Regions from separate parts of the Mus musculus genome. Here region 1 is linked to region 2. A link is a contact called in ENCODE POLR2A ChIA-PET data. All regions are on one chromosome and are shown on one strand. Each heading gives the region's core, a stretch centred on a gene start or an enhancer-like site at or near the end of the contact. The rest is flanking DNA. Distances are from core to core; before and after follow the strand shown. Region 1 has its middle 8.5 kb from the start of Gm30950. Region 2 holds the start of Ercc6l2 (excision repair cross-complementing rodent repair deficiency, complementation group 6 like 2).

What was found. ChIA-PET counts read pairs that join two places held with the same protein, here RNA polymerase II (POLR2A).
Region 1: POLR2A ChIA-PET joins it to region 2 with 55 read pairs in Patski. The contact joins the enhancer-like site here to the promoter of Ercc6l2 in region 2. POLR2A ChIA-PET finds 5 or more read pairs at or near these places in 3 of 5 experiments (Patski and embryonic stem cell).

Annotation. Positions count from the first base shown.
Region 1 is chr13:63,915,696-63,922,862 of GRCm38, forward strand. No RefSeq gene overlaps it. Among named protein-coding and RNA genes, the nearest start is that of Gm30950, 8.5 kb to the right of the region's middle. Within about 2 kb of position 1,638, at least 3 of the 3 ENCODE cell types and tissues checked have a DNase peak (open chromatin) inside an H3K27ac peak, as active enhancers do.
Region 2 is chr13:63,812,000-63,818,182 of GRCm38, forward strand. Ercc6l2 (excision repair cross-complementing rodent repair deficiency, complementation group 6 like 2) reads left to right here and starts at 3,241. Exons shown (of 19, transcript NM_001013608.3): 1 at 3,241-3,518. The coding sequence starts at 3,476.

The DNA.
Region 1 (7,167 bases), core at 388-2,887, 100 kb after region 2:
TATTAGTCAGGAATCAAGTCTTAAACTTAAGCTATGAATGCCTCCCAGGGCCAGGCTTATGGGTACAAGTGGGCTCCAAGGTTATATTATTAATGAGGCCATGACTCAGCTCTTTGGAAAGGATCAGTATACTGATTTACATTCCAGTTGGAGAATAACTGAAAATTTGCAGAGGTCTGGGTATCTTTTCAACAACAGAGAAGCCACAAGACACTAACTGCTCTTCATAGAGTGATAACCGATTTCTGTGAAAGAATGAAGACAAAGCCTTTCTTCTTTCCTTCCTGGCCTATCTTCCTTGCAAGGAAAATAAGAACTAGCTAGGCTGAGTGTAAAAGTCACACTCTACTACTAGAGTAGCCTACTGGAATGTTGTTTTGTGACAACATGTGGCCAGGTAACCAGACTGGCTTTGAAAGCCTGTCTTTGTCTCCTGGGTGATGGGATTTCACCACCTTGCCTGGCTTAAAATGTCTTCTGTGGTAGTAAATGTGCTGCTAACAGTCCAGGCTTCTAGTACACGGTGCTAGACACAAGTGTCCTTTTTATTTGCTTGATTTTGGAGCTTTCCATGGGTCTCACATAGCCCAGGCAGGCATCCAGACTCTATGTAGCCAAGAGTGTATCCCTCCCCAGTGCCAGGATTACAGGTGCACCCTTTAACTCCTCATTTTAAAAGAGCGAAACAAGCTACTTGTAGTGGAATACCATCAAGATGATGTTGGTAGGAGGTGCAATGCCTGAGGTAGGAAGCGGTGCCTGAGAATTCCATGAAGAAAGTGAGAAAGTTCCAGGTCCAGTGAGACCCTATCTCAAAAGATAAGGTGGAAATCGATGAAGAAAGACACCTGACACTGATCCATGGCTTTCCTGAGCACGCGCGCGCACACACACACACACACACACACACACACACACACTCTACAATGTTCCTAGGTGACAGGAACCTTGGGGAACCATTGGTATATAGGTTGTCTGCCCCCGAGAAGACATGATTGTGTGGATTGTGTGGCACGTGTCTAGAGTTAGCGCATATGTCAGCTGAGGAGTATACTGTCTGACACACTTTTTCCATGGCTCTATCTTGCTTAGTACAATGTATACTGACAGATGTTCAATATCCAACATCAACTGGTAGGACAGCTATGCTCAAGCAGACTACACTGCAGACAAAGAACCCCCTTGCACTGGATTCCCTAAGCTGAATATCTCCCCCACCCCACCCCCCACCCCACCCCCCACCCCCGGCCAGGACCTCAAGGTGGCAGATTTTTAGGTTCCTAGGGAAATGCCTTCTGGGGGCAATGATAGGAAATCCTGTCTCCTCCTCTTCCTCTCTTTTACCAGCTGGGCTGTGGCTTCGACATGATTGGACTCTGTCAAACATTGCCACCATGATACCTTCCTTCCCACAGGCCCAAAGAACTGGGCTAAGTTCATCGTTGTCCAGAGCCTTAAAGCTGTAAGTCAAGAGAAACCTTTGTCTTTTATAAGTTGATCATCCTGAGTGTTTGCTACAGTGGCAAAAAGCTGATTCACACAACAAAAATGTGCGAGCCGACTTCTTTAATCAGAAGCTGCCCTGCCACAGCTCAACGGGCCAGGGCTGCTCTGAGGTGGCTGTGCTCCAGGCTCTGCTGCCCAGAGCTGGCCTCTCGTGCCAAGTCCTGCCTCATTTCGTCTCAGCAGCGCCATAAATACTTCTTGAATTTAACTGCTTCATTCTTTCTGCACACACTGGAGCTCACACTGAAATAAAAGAAGCTCAACGTCTTTCCAAGTTCCCACAGGGCTCCAGTTGGATCCAGCTTACTCCTGTTTGAAGTCTGCAGTCAAGGATGGGTACTCGTGAGGAGAAAGTACAGAGTCTTGCTCGTGTTTCCTAAAAGAAGTTCGCACCTAATCACCTCCTCCTCCAGCCCTGGTCTCCTGTGCCCAACAGGTCCTTATTTGATAAATGCAAATACTATATCCAGCCAAGTCAAAGGACTCCTCCAACCGTGCTGGGGAGATAATTAATGTCTCAGGGCAGTGTGGGGGGGGGGGGGGCAGCTAGTGGGTGGGGCCCAAACCAGCCCTATTCTTGAAGAGAGTGTATTTCTTTCTGTAACCCCACCAAAAAAAAAAAGTGATTTTAATAATTCTGTTTGGCTCCCGTGTCTCATAAAAGATGTTTTGGGGGTGGCCCCAGCTTTGTGTGTGTGTGTGTGTGTGCTCTCTTTAGTTATAGGAACACACACTTTGGTAATCCATTTTTTTTTTTTATTCATCTCCTGGATACCAAAGGGCCCTCTAAGCCCTGGAAGCCCCCCTCTGACTTCTATTATGGATTTTTCTGGTTGCCAGTCATGGCCAGTTTGTTAGAATGAGGGCAGAGAGGGAGGGGGAAGGGAGAAGAGAGAGAGAGAGAGAGAGAGAGAGAGAGAGAGAGAGAGAGAGAGAGAGAGAGAGAGAGAGAGAGAGAGAGAGAGAGAGAGAGAGCGCGCAGGGGAGAGCCAGCTTGGGCAGGGAGGAGGAAGCAGAACAGCCTATGTGTGTGGTCCAGGCTGGTTCTCCCTTCACGAAATCCCGGGCTTCATTCCTGGCTCTGGCAAACTTGAGCGTCAGTGAATGAGTACCTTATCCGTTTTCTAAACACTGAAGAGGTTTGAAAGGGCTCTGTGGGCAGACTGTTACTATCGGCAAAAGAAAACAAGCCAGCGTATTTAGCTAAGCATTTTTAATATTTAAACATCATAACCTTCAGCTATGCAGGAGCAGTGGCTGGCAGCCAGGAAAGCTGGCCGAGGGAACTGGAGCTGCAAGTGTTCCTTCAGGTGGGTCTGCTGTCCCTTCGAGGGGCCAACAGGGCCTCCAGGCTTCCCACTGGCTCCAGACCTGTGTGCCTCATAGTGGCAGCTTGCAAGGGGAGTCATCCAGTCTTTTCATGAGCTTTGTGGTTTGATCCTAACTCATTGCTTCCCTATTCAAAAAGCAAGTCTCAGCAGACCTCCAGGAGAAAAGGAAACTGGGATAGCGAGGCAGGAACGTGAACAGGGAAGCTGTGGCCTCAGCATCAGGACCAGGTACAGCAAATATTATCCCTGTGGATGTGGCCTGTGCTCCCCACTCCAGAACTGAGGCCATAAAAACCTGCCTGGCCAGGGGCTGTGACAGACCACAGCTCCTCCACGGCGCTGGGGACCCCTCCCAGCCGGGACAGGATGGCACCAGACACCCGCCCACCAGACTCCATCCCACCAGCTGGAAGTGGCTTTCTGGTTTATGGAGCAAGACGGACCTGTAAAGTCAGTAATTCTCGGCGGCCAGAAGAAAGTCAGCTCCCCGCCCCCACTGGAGCCTGGGGAAGCTTCTGGAACCCCGCAGGCCACTGAGCCTGCCGGAGCTCAGCCAGGGCCTCCCAGGCCAGACACCCCCGGTGCCACCCGAGGGGCTGAATGGACTCCCTGTCTGCCAGAGCAAACAAGACCCCTGGGTGGGGCGCTGGGGCACAGCCTGGCGCAGACCAGGCCGGAGGTTACACAGGCCACAGGGGAGGACAGGGGACGTTTTCTCTCTGGACATTCCACTGGGGAAGGCCTGCCAAGGGCTTTGCCAAGGAACTCAGTCGGCCCCACCATTACGGATACACCAGTAAATGGCTCCATTCACAGAGGACAAGGCCCAAAGGGCCTTTCTAGTGCAATGCCTGCCCATTCCCCAGCCAGAGCTACCTCTTGCCAACCATAGGCTGCCACCCAAGGTTCCTGCTCTGGTTCAAGCTCACCCAGCTGCTCTGGGCTCTGAGATACATTTCCTGGCACAAAATTCCGGTTTCCTATTTATACAATATAAGTGTGGATCTGACCTGAAGGGCTGCTGCTGTGGGGATTTGTGATGGACCAAAGTAGTTCCTGGTCTAGAGACTGCCTGCGTATGGCTGTGATTGTTCTGACGTAAACTTTGGAATGGTTTTGCAGGGTCTCTAGATTTGCTGACAGCCCTAGGGCTGGCTAGAAATAGGAGGTAGGGGGAGCTCCCACTGGCAGGATGCTGGTGTGTGTGGGAAGGGGCAGAGGAAGGTATGACTATTTCCTATCTTTCAGTCTCCCCAGCTTGCCCGGGACGTGAAATCGTTTCCCGACACCCATGAAAGATGTTCTCTATGGCACACCTCCCCCCTTCCAGGAGACCAAAAATTAGTGAGGGGGTGTTCAAACTCCTCGGGTAAAATAGTGTGGTGTTCACATGTAGCCACCTCCTATTTGCTTATCATCTCTAGACTAACTGTTATCCAAATGGATTATATGCTGTGTACTGAATAATTCAATGAATAGGCAGAAAATGTGTCAGGCCAAATTCAGTACACAGATGTGATTTTTCCTCATTTTCCATCCACAGGCAGTTGAGTTAGATATGGAAATGGAGGTCTGACTGGGCTATCATCTGCCCCACACTGTTCTCTTGGCCCTAACCACAAGCAGCTCTAAGATCCCACCCTTTATAGCACCATTGCCTGTGACACTCAGCCTAAAATACACCTCTCTGAAGTCTGCAGGAGCCTGTGGTCAGCACTGTTCTGGAGCTCACCAGCTTGCAGGCAGTAGGAAGACCTTAGTGACTTAGTCAGGAGAGTAAATCTTGCAATCCCTGTTACTTTATGTAGATTATGTAGATGCTATGGCCCGCCAGGGAGGCTTCTTGTCTCTGTGATCTTAGACAATTTATTTCTCCAAAACATCCTAAGTTGGATGCCTACAGAATAAAGTGGGCAAAAGAGGTTTGAACACTGTGAGTGCTCAGGGGAAAAAAAGTCTTTTTACTTCACTTTATTTGTTTTAAAGGTTAAAAAATAAAGTTAGAAAGGTACAGGTGAAGAGAGGGCAAAGGAGAGTTGAAGGAACAGTTTTCAGCTCAGATTTAGTCTAAGAAATGACTGCAGCAAATGCCCAGGTCAGGTTTGCTCCAGTTGTTCAGGAACTGAGGATACTGTGGTATGAAGTACCACAGCAATTGGAGCAGTGAAGAGCTTTTCCTTTGCAGAGGCAGGTCTGCAGCCAGCATCCTTGGGCCCCTGGAGCCTATCACCACTTTCTATGGTGGTACCTTTGTTACCCCTGGCTTCTAACTCACACCATTTATCTTTGTTTTTTGTTTGTTTGTTTGTTTGTTTGTTTTAGATCCTGTTGCCTCAAAGGCTTCAAAACTAGTTGGGACATCTCTCAGAGGCCAGGGACTCAGCCACTGGCTGACAGACCAACACACAACACACAAAGTGGTCTCCTTCTGACCACTGGTGAGCCCCAAATTCCAGATAAGGGGATCTTCTGGTCCTAAAGTTATCATACACATTTGGTCTCAGCTAAGAACTACAAACCATAAAAACAAAACAAAACAAAATAAAACAAAACAAAACATGCATTATATGACTTCCTGGAGAGTCTATGTGCATTCACCGCAGATGGAGAAAGCAATAACATGCCAAAGAAATGATTCCACCCACATTGATGAATCAATGACTTTAATTAGGGTTACTGTAGATGTATGACAAAAAGGTGACTTATAGAAGTGTAGACAATTTATGGTCAGCTACCCCCACCCCCAGGAGGCTTCTTTACTCCCATATGACTGTGAACTGCTTTTGTATCCATGAGGGATGGTTGTGGACCTAGTGAGTTGTTCTCTTCCACAAGAAAATGGCGACTGGCCCAATCTTGTCTGCGTGCTTCATGCAAGTAATCAAAACTGTTCAGATTCCAAGATGTTGTGCTTGATGGAGAGTTCCACAACACTCTATCCTTCTCTAGCTCTTCCATTGTTTCCACTGTCTTTTCCATGTTTCCTGAGCTTTGGAGAGGAGGTGTGATATAGACGTTTTGTTATTTTCTTTCATTTGTGGCTAGAAGCACTGGACCACCATGCCTCAGCAACAGTCAGTTGTTTTCAACAGTATGACTAGTGTTGAGACTCTGTAGTAACTTCTTCTCATAGGAAGAAGAGCTCCCCGACCAGTACTAACAGTAACAACAGACTTTGGTTGTAAACATAAATGTTTAGAAAGCATATTTTGACACACTGTAACTCCTTCACTAGGACTATGACTTCTCCAGCCACAGGTTTTTTGGTCTCTATTGTAGTACAAACATAGATTCCTTCCTGAGGAGTGACCATTAAATCCAATGAAAAAGTAGTTGGTTGCATCCCATATCAGTTGTACCACTGTTGCACCCATAGACACATATTATCTAGCATGCAAATAGTATTAACATTCGGCTCCATAAATAAGCAGGACCATTGGCAACAATCTTTTACCAGCAGTCTACATATCCCCTGCCAACACTACAAAAGCTTGCCAGGAGGAAGGGATTTTTCAGCTCAGACCCAGCCCAACTTCTTCATGCTGTGAAAACAGTGTAGTCTTTCAGTAATCATTCTGGCACACAATCAGCAGCAATATCCATAGCCTGCATCATATATGTAGTCTCATCCACACTTCTGCTCCCAGCCCAGCAACTCATAGGAAAGTAACCTACTCCTGACACTGAGATCATATTCAATAACATTATGGTTTCTAGGTGTGCCTTTCTCACCCATATAGGATGCCTTCTGAACTTAAACTCTCTAATGGATATTCTTACATTTAGAGGCATGGGATGTTGTAGGATTTTTCTCTGTCATCTTGTTGGGTACCATCTACCCTTGATACAACAAAAAACACCCAAGAGTTTCCCAGCTGTGCCTGGCCCATGCAGCCTGAGTGAACTGAATTCCCCTCCTTGCTTCTTTACATACATTTATACATCTTTCAGATGCCTTTCAGATTCTGTAAAAGAATCTCAGAGGTAGCATGCCACTTACATGGCAAGATCTTTGTACAAAGGATGGGCAGGATGTCTGAAGCTCAGTGCTGTACTATATGGCCTTGATATTCTGCAGCTAAGGGTATAAGCTCAAGTGCACAAACATTATCAAGGTTCAATACACTATGAAAAGATTCTATTGCAACTGTGGACCATTTCCTCAAAGATGGGTATATTTGTGTGGGTGAGAAGTATTATCTTATTGGTACTCTACAATTACACAGTCATCCCAGTGCACTGACAAAGCCTTCTGTGAGTCTCCCCAGCCCTGGGGACACAGTAGGGCTGGCTTCTGTTGCTTCCTCTAGCCTGGGAGTACTTCCTACTA
Region 2 (6,183 bases), core at 1,991-4,490:
AAAACATCAATAAATACTTTAGCTACAGTTTAAAAATACCTTTTACTCTAATAATGGAAACTACCAGGGTTCTACTTCTGTTGCATATTTTCTGTACTGGATCTTGTTCATGATGGCTTGTTTTTATTTATTTGCTTGAATTTTGGGATTGTAAACTGCTTGATAGGGCTTTATTTCTGAGGCCTGAGACATGATAAACATGGTTCTCTTGAAAGGATGTACCTGTGTTTTCCAGCTACCTGGGTGCACCTAATTTGGTAGTTATTGTTTTGGGATTACTTAGATGGTATGAATCGTGCAAATGCAAATCCTAAATCTAGCTTTAGATATAGAAAAGTATCATAGAAAATCAACAGCATTCATGAAAAAAGATGCTTAAATAGGCACATGCTTCTCTTTTTTTGTTGTCTAGGAAATCCCCATTTATATGTGTAGACATGTACGTGCAAATATACGTGCATGCACACATGGAGGTTGATAATACATATCTTCCTTGATCATTCTCTACCTTATCCTTTGAGAGGCTGTCTAAAACCAGAGCCGACCGAATGACTAGCTAGCGAGCCTAAGGAATCTACCTGTCTCTCTCCCTCCAAAACTAGAGTCAGGGTTATAGGTACAAACACCCATACCTAGGCTTTGTGTACAGATGTTGGCAATCTGACTTCAGGTCACTTTACTGACCAAACCATCTTCTGACACTAGTTCTTGTTTAGCTGTAGAATTTTCAGGCTTATTATCTGACATGAGATAAAATACTACATCAAAGTAGTACAGCTTTAGTTTTTCAAATCTAAAAATCTCTTCTGAACACTATTTTATAGACATCATATGAGAGTAAGTCAGGAGGGCTGGGAACATAGCTCAGTGATAGAACACATGTCTACCACACACAAGACCTTTCGTTTGAGACACAGCCCCATATATCTCAGGCTGCCCTCACACTTGCTATGTGGCTGAGGATGACTTTAAACTTTGATCCTTATGCCTCTATATCCCATGTGTTTGTCACCACTCTGTTTATGTGACTCTGGGGATTGAACACAAGGTTTTCATGCAGGGTAGACAAGTACTCTATCTACCAACAGCACCAACCCTTGATTTGTAAATGTTAACATTTAATTTACTTATTGGCAAAGGATATAGATCTACTTCATTTCTTTTCTCTTACTATTACTTAACATCTTCTTCCATCTACCTTATATCTAACAATATATCAAGAAAGGCTACAACCCAAACTCACCTAACACTCTTATGTTTTCATACCTATTGTTTTTCATGAGATTTTTGATAAATCCTTTTTTTTTTTTTGGCATTTTCGAGACAGGGTTTCTCTGTATAGCCCTGGCTGTTGTCCTGGAACTCAATTTGTAGATTAGGCTGGCCTCGAACTCAATAAATCCATTATTTTAAAGATTTATCACATAATATATATTTGCCTTTTATGTTGTGAACATAAGTAGAAACCAATTTTAATAAAGTATTGCAGGGTTAATTATATTAAAAGTCTCTTTGGCATCCAAGTAAAATTCTTTTGAAATGCTTATCATGACTGTTATTGGGTGCTAGATGTTGAGCCTAGGGTCTCATGCATATCAAACATGCTATACTACAGTTATATTTTTGTAGTCTAAATTGTCTTAATGTTTGCTGTGTTATCAATTGTCAGTGGTTTTGCATGCAATATAGTCAATCCAACAACACTTATACTGACTTCAGAAATATATCACAATTTCACCTTGAAGTAACTGGCATCCTAGTGTTGGAGGTTTACAACATCAGCATCCACACAAGAGGATGACAGGCAACCGACAAGAACAAAAGCTACCCTAAGGGCAGGATGCTTAACCTTTAAGACATGTTCATGTTATGACTGTTCCCATTTCATTAAACAGGACAATCATGGCAATGCAGTTACATAAGAGACACTCAAAGGTGAGGAGTCGTCTTGTTAGCTAGAAGGATATTCCTTTAACAAGGTGATTTCTTTCATTTCAATGTTTATTTTGGATTTATCAAATCACTTGTAGTTTCAGTAAGGCCTTACATCTTAAACCAACAGGCAAAGGCCAGCCTGGTCTACAGAATGAGTTCTAGGATAGCTAGGGCTACGCAGTGAGAAGGCCTGTCTCAAAATCCCTGCCTCCCCCCAAAATTTATTTAACTCTTTATTTTTTGCAGTTACTCCCCTTTATTCAGGCTGTTGTTACTAGCTAAATCAATATTCCTAAATGTTTCTCTTTATAAAGCTTTTCCTATTGCTTTGCAAACAAGTGACACTCTTAATATAGCACTCCTTTGAAAATAGTCTACTAGTCTTAGTAGTATCTGCAAAGAATGGAGATCTCTTTGTTGAATAGGCATATAGTATATACAAATAAGATCCTCCAGTAGGCAGGATAATGATCCCCAAGAGGAATTTGTGTCTCTAAATCCAGGAACCCATACATGTTATCTTACATGTCAAGGGGCCTTTTCTGATGTAGTTATGAGTGTACACCTGAAAATAAGATTATTCTGGTGAGCTCAAAACAAACAAACAAACAAACAAACAAACCCCCCCAAAACCCAAACCCATTGTGGAAGGCTCAGGAAATGCACTATCCTTGGCTTTGAAGAAAGAGGTCAAGCCAAGGAGTGGAGATTCTTCCACTTTCTAGGAAGGAATGCAATTTCTCTGACTTCTGGATTTTTAGCTCTACGAGACCCGTACACAGGCACAGTGGCCTAAAAAAAAAAAAAATCACAAGAATTCGACATGAAGAATACATTTGGCTTCACGAGCTTGTTCAGGAGATGTTGGGACAGGCAAAATCCATTCAGCTCGTGCGCAGAACGCTGTGCTGGAGGCAGCAGGCTGCGTGGTGTGTGCTTCTCTCTCAGGGCGAGGCACAGTCGCTGCTCTTCTCAGATGGCGAAGAAAACCGAACCCCAGGGGTTGCCTTGTTTGTGCACGAGTGAGTTACGATAAAGTAGGCAAACCCAAGAAAACGCCCTCTTAAGGCTCGCCTCCTGAAGCTCCTAGACGACAAGGCCACCACAGTGTCAATGGTCTGTGCAGGGCTCACACTGTCTTTTTCCGCCCTGGGAGGATGTCACACACCTCAGGTCGTGGACTCCCTCAGCGAAGAGGGTCGAGGTCGCCGACTAATGCCAAATCTCGCGATATTTGGGACGTTCGCGAACTGCGCGAGGCTGACCTCGTCTGGAAGGGAAGCCGCTTCCGCCCGCTGAAAGGCTAGTCCATCTTCTCGCGATATCTGGAGGGAGGCGAGCGATGGAGCGCAGAGGCGCTCGTTCTCGCGGGATTTACGGGCTCTGGCGAGCGTTGGCTGGTCGCTGAGGTGACGCCGCCGCGTCAGGCCCCACATAGCGCCCCCCGCTCCGGGCGGGCGATGCCCGGCAGCCGGCCCACGTGCCGTGCTCTCCTCGCCGCCGAGAGCGGCGGGGCTGCCGGGTGCCTGCCCCTAGCCCGATGGACATCTCCGCCCCGCAGTCCCGCGCAGACTCCCGCAAAGGTATGAGCTCCGAGCTCGCGCCTCTGCGCAGGCACACGTCTTCAGGGCACTTCCGGAAGCGGCTCCCGCGTGCTTCCTGTGATTGACAGCTGCGGGTTTCGAACTCTTGCCCCGCGGGAAGTCCTCGGCTTTGCGACTCAGCCGCCTGGACGAAAGAATTTAGTGCTGTCCCTCACAGTTACTCGCCGAGCAGTGGGAACAGACTCCTCATCTGTAAAACGAGGACTATTGCTTCTTGTGACTATTAGATGAGATGAGATGCAAGTGACTCCACTTTTGACCCTTGGCGTTCAGTAAATGTCATTTTTGTCTTTGTATATGCCAGTTATTAGTCAATAGCAGGGATCTGTTAGGTAGATGATCAAAGGCCTATTTATTTAGTTTAGTTCACTTACATGGCGTATTGAAGCAGAATTTTGCCTCTAGTAGATCACCAAGAGCTTTTGAAAGTGCAGTTATCTCACAAGCCATCAGGGATGCAGACTTGCCCTCTAGCTTTTATTAATAAAATTGATTGATATAACAGATTACAAACTTTGTGTATATGTGTGCATCAGGCATGTGAAAGTCAGAGGATAGCTTGGGTGAGTCAGTTCTCCTTATGAATTCAGAGGCTGGAATCCAGGTCAGCAGTATTAGCAGCAAGTTGGCTTACAGATGGAGTCAACCTTCAAGCCCTGACAGAACAGATTTACAACTGAGTGTTCTGTGCCCAGGAATCATTGGGTAAATCTTGCTCTTCCTTTGAGGAAGATATCTCATGAAAGTAAGCAGGTGCTCAATGCTAATTTCAGGGTAAGCAACAAACCTTGAACTCGTAGGACTAAAAATTGGTCATGTCATAATTAAGGGCCCACAAATAGAAATGCCTTTATGAATCTGACTGCTAAAGGCAAATGGTGGATCTTCTAAGTGACAGTGATGGGACTGCTATGTTTGTTCCTTGATGCTATTAGAAGATTTAGTCACTTTTGGTATTTTAGGGGGAAAATTGCTGATGGGAAGAACAGATCACTCAAGAGTGTCCAAGAAGGAAGTATGTTTCCTATGTTGGAAGCAAACAAAAAAGGCACTTTGGAATTGAGAGAGGCATCCCAATCATTAGGAGCAATACCCCCAGTCCTACCTTTCAGAGAAAAGTCCTCCCTTGATCAGCAGTTCCAATCTCTGTAGTAACAGAATCATTATTCCTGACTCCAACTTTATCTATTTGGTTCTAGAAATAACCCAAACTCAGGTACAAAGGTGCCCATAAAAGATGTCCTGGTGTTTTCCACATACATACAGGTCTACCTGAAAATTTTTTCTGAAATGTGTCTCCCAATACTTCTTTTCCATAGCACTCTGTTCTCTTCTTCCAAAGCACCTTTTGCCATTATGTTTATGTCTATGAGTTTTTTAGGGGCTATCTCACTAGATCAATAATTTGTTTTCACTTAAAAATTCAGCTTATAGCCGGGCGTGGTGGCACACGACTTTAATCTCATTACTCGGAAGGCAGAGGCAGGCGGATTTCTGAGTTCGAGGCCAGCCTGGTCTACAGGGTGAGTTCAGGACAGCCAGGGCTACACTGAGAAACACTGTCTCAAAAAAACAAAACAAAACAAACAAAAAAAAATCAGCTTATGCTTGTTAACTGTCTTTTGTGTGTTAGTCTAAGATTTTTTCTTAACTAGAAGAGCTATTGTTTCAATATGTATTATTCCAATAGATAAAGAATCAGACATTTAGAATAGTTTAAGTATATTTAAACTACTGATATACAGAATTTTTTCAAGAGTTTTTTCAATAAGTGATGGTACCATGTACTAAGGACAAAGTCATCGAACTACTTACTAAATCAAATCTGATGTTGCCTTTTAAAATACAGGTTTATTAGAATACAGCCATGCTCATTTAGTTATTGTCTGTGACTGATTTTTTTCTTTAAAGAGTAAGAGAATAAATGGTCTCTAAACTGTAATTTAACAAATAGCTAGTAGTTGCCTATAGAAAAAGTTTGCTATCTCTTGCTTTCCAGAGATGTTGGCATAGAGAAAAATTATATTTTTGTTTGTTTCAGTTTCTTTGTTTTCTTGAGACAGGGTTTCTCTGTGTAGCCCTGGCTGTTCTGCTCTATAGTTCTTAGTCCAAACTAACCTCTATCGCAGAGATCTCAGAGTTCTGCTTGCCTCTTGTCTCCTGAGTGCTTGGATTAAAGATTTGCACCACCATACCCAGCTGTGATTTGATTTTGACTTAAAATCAGAAAAGAGATTGTAGTGGAGTGTGTGTAGGAGTAATAGAAAAAGAGGAAAAAGGGCTACCTTGAAAAGTTGTCTTTAAATAATGCTAGTTAATAAGATTCAGGGAAACTGCTCACTACTGTTTTTGACACTGTTCTTCATTTTATATCCATTGTGTGGTACGGTGTCTAATGAACAATTGATGTTTGAAACATATATGTTGAGTGTCAGATTAAGAAATTGTGTCTTTTAAATGAGAGGGAGATGCATCATTTAAAACAGAAATAATGTGTTAAGAATGACTGTAGTGGTATCATTAGCTTAGGCTCAGCCTGCACTGTTTTAGAAAGAAGATACTTGGACCTCACAACCTTTTACTTCTGTAGTAAAGTAGGGTGTTATTTTCATAATAGTATAATAGTTCTCAGTTAGGATCTAAA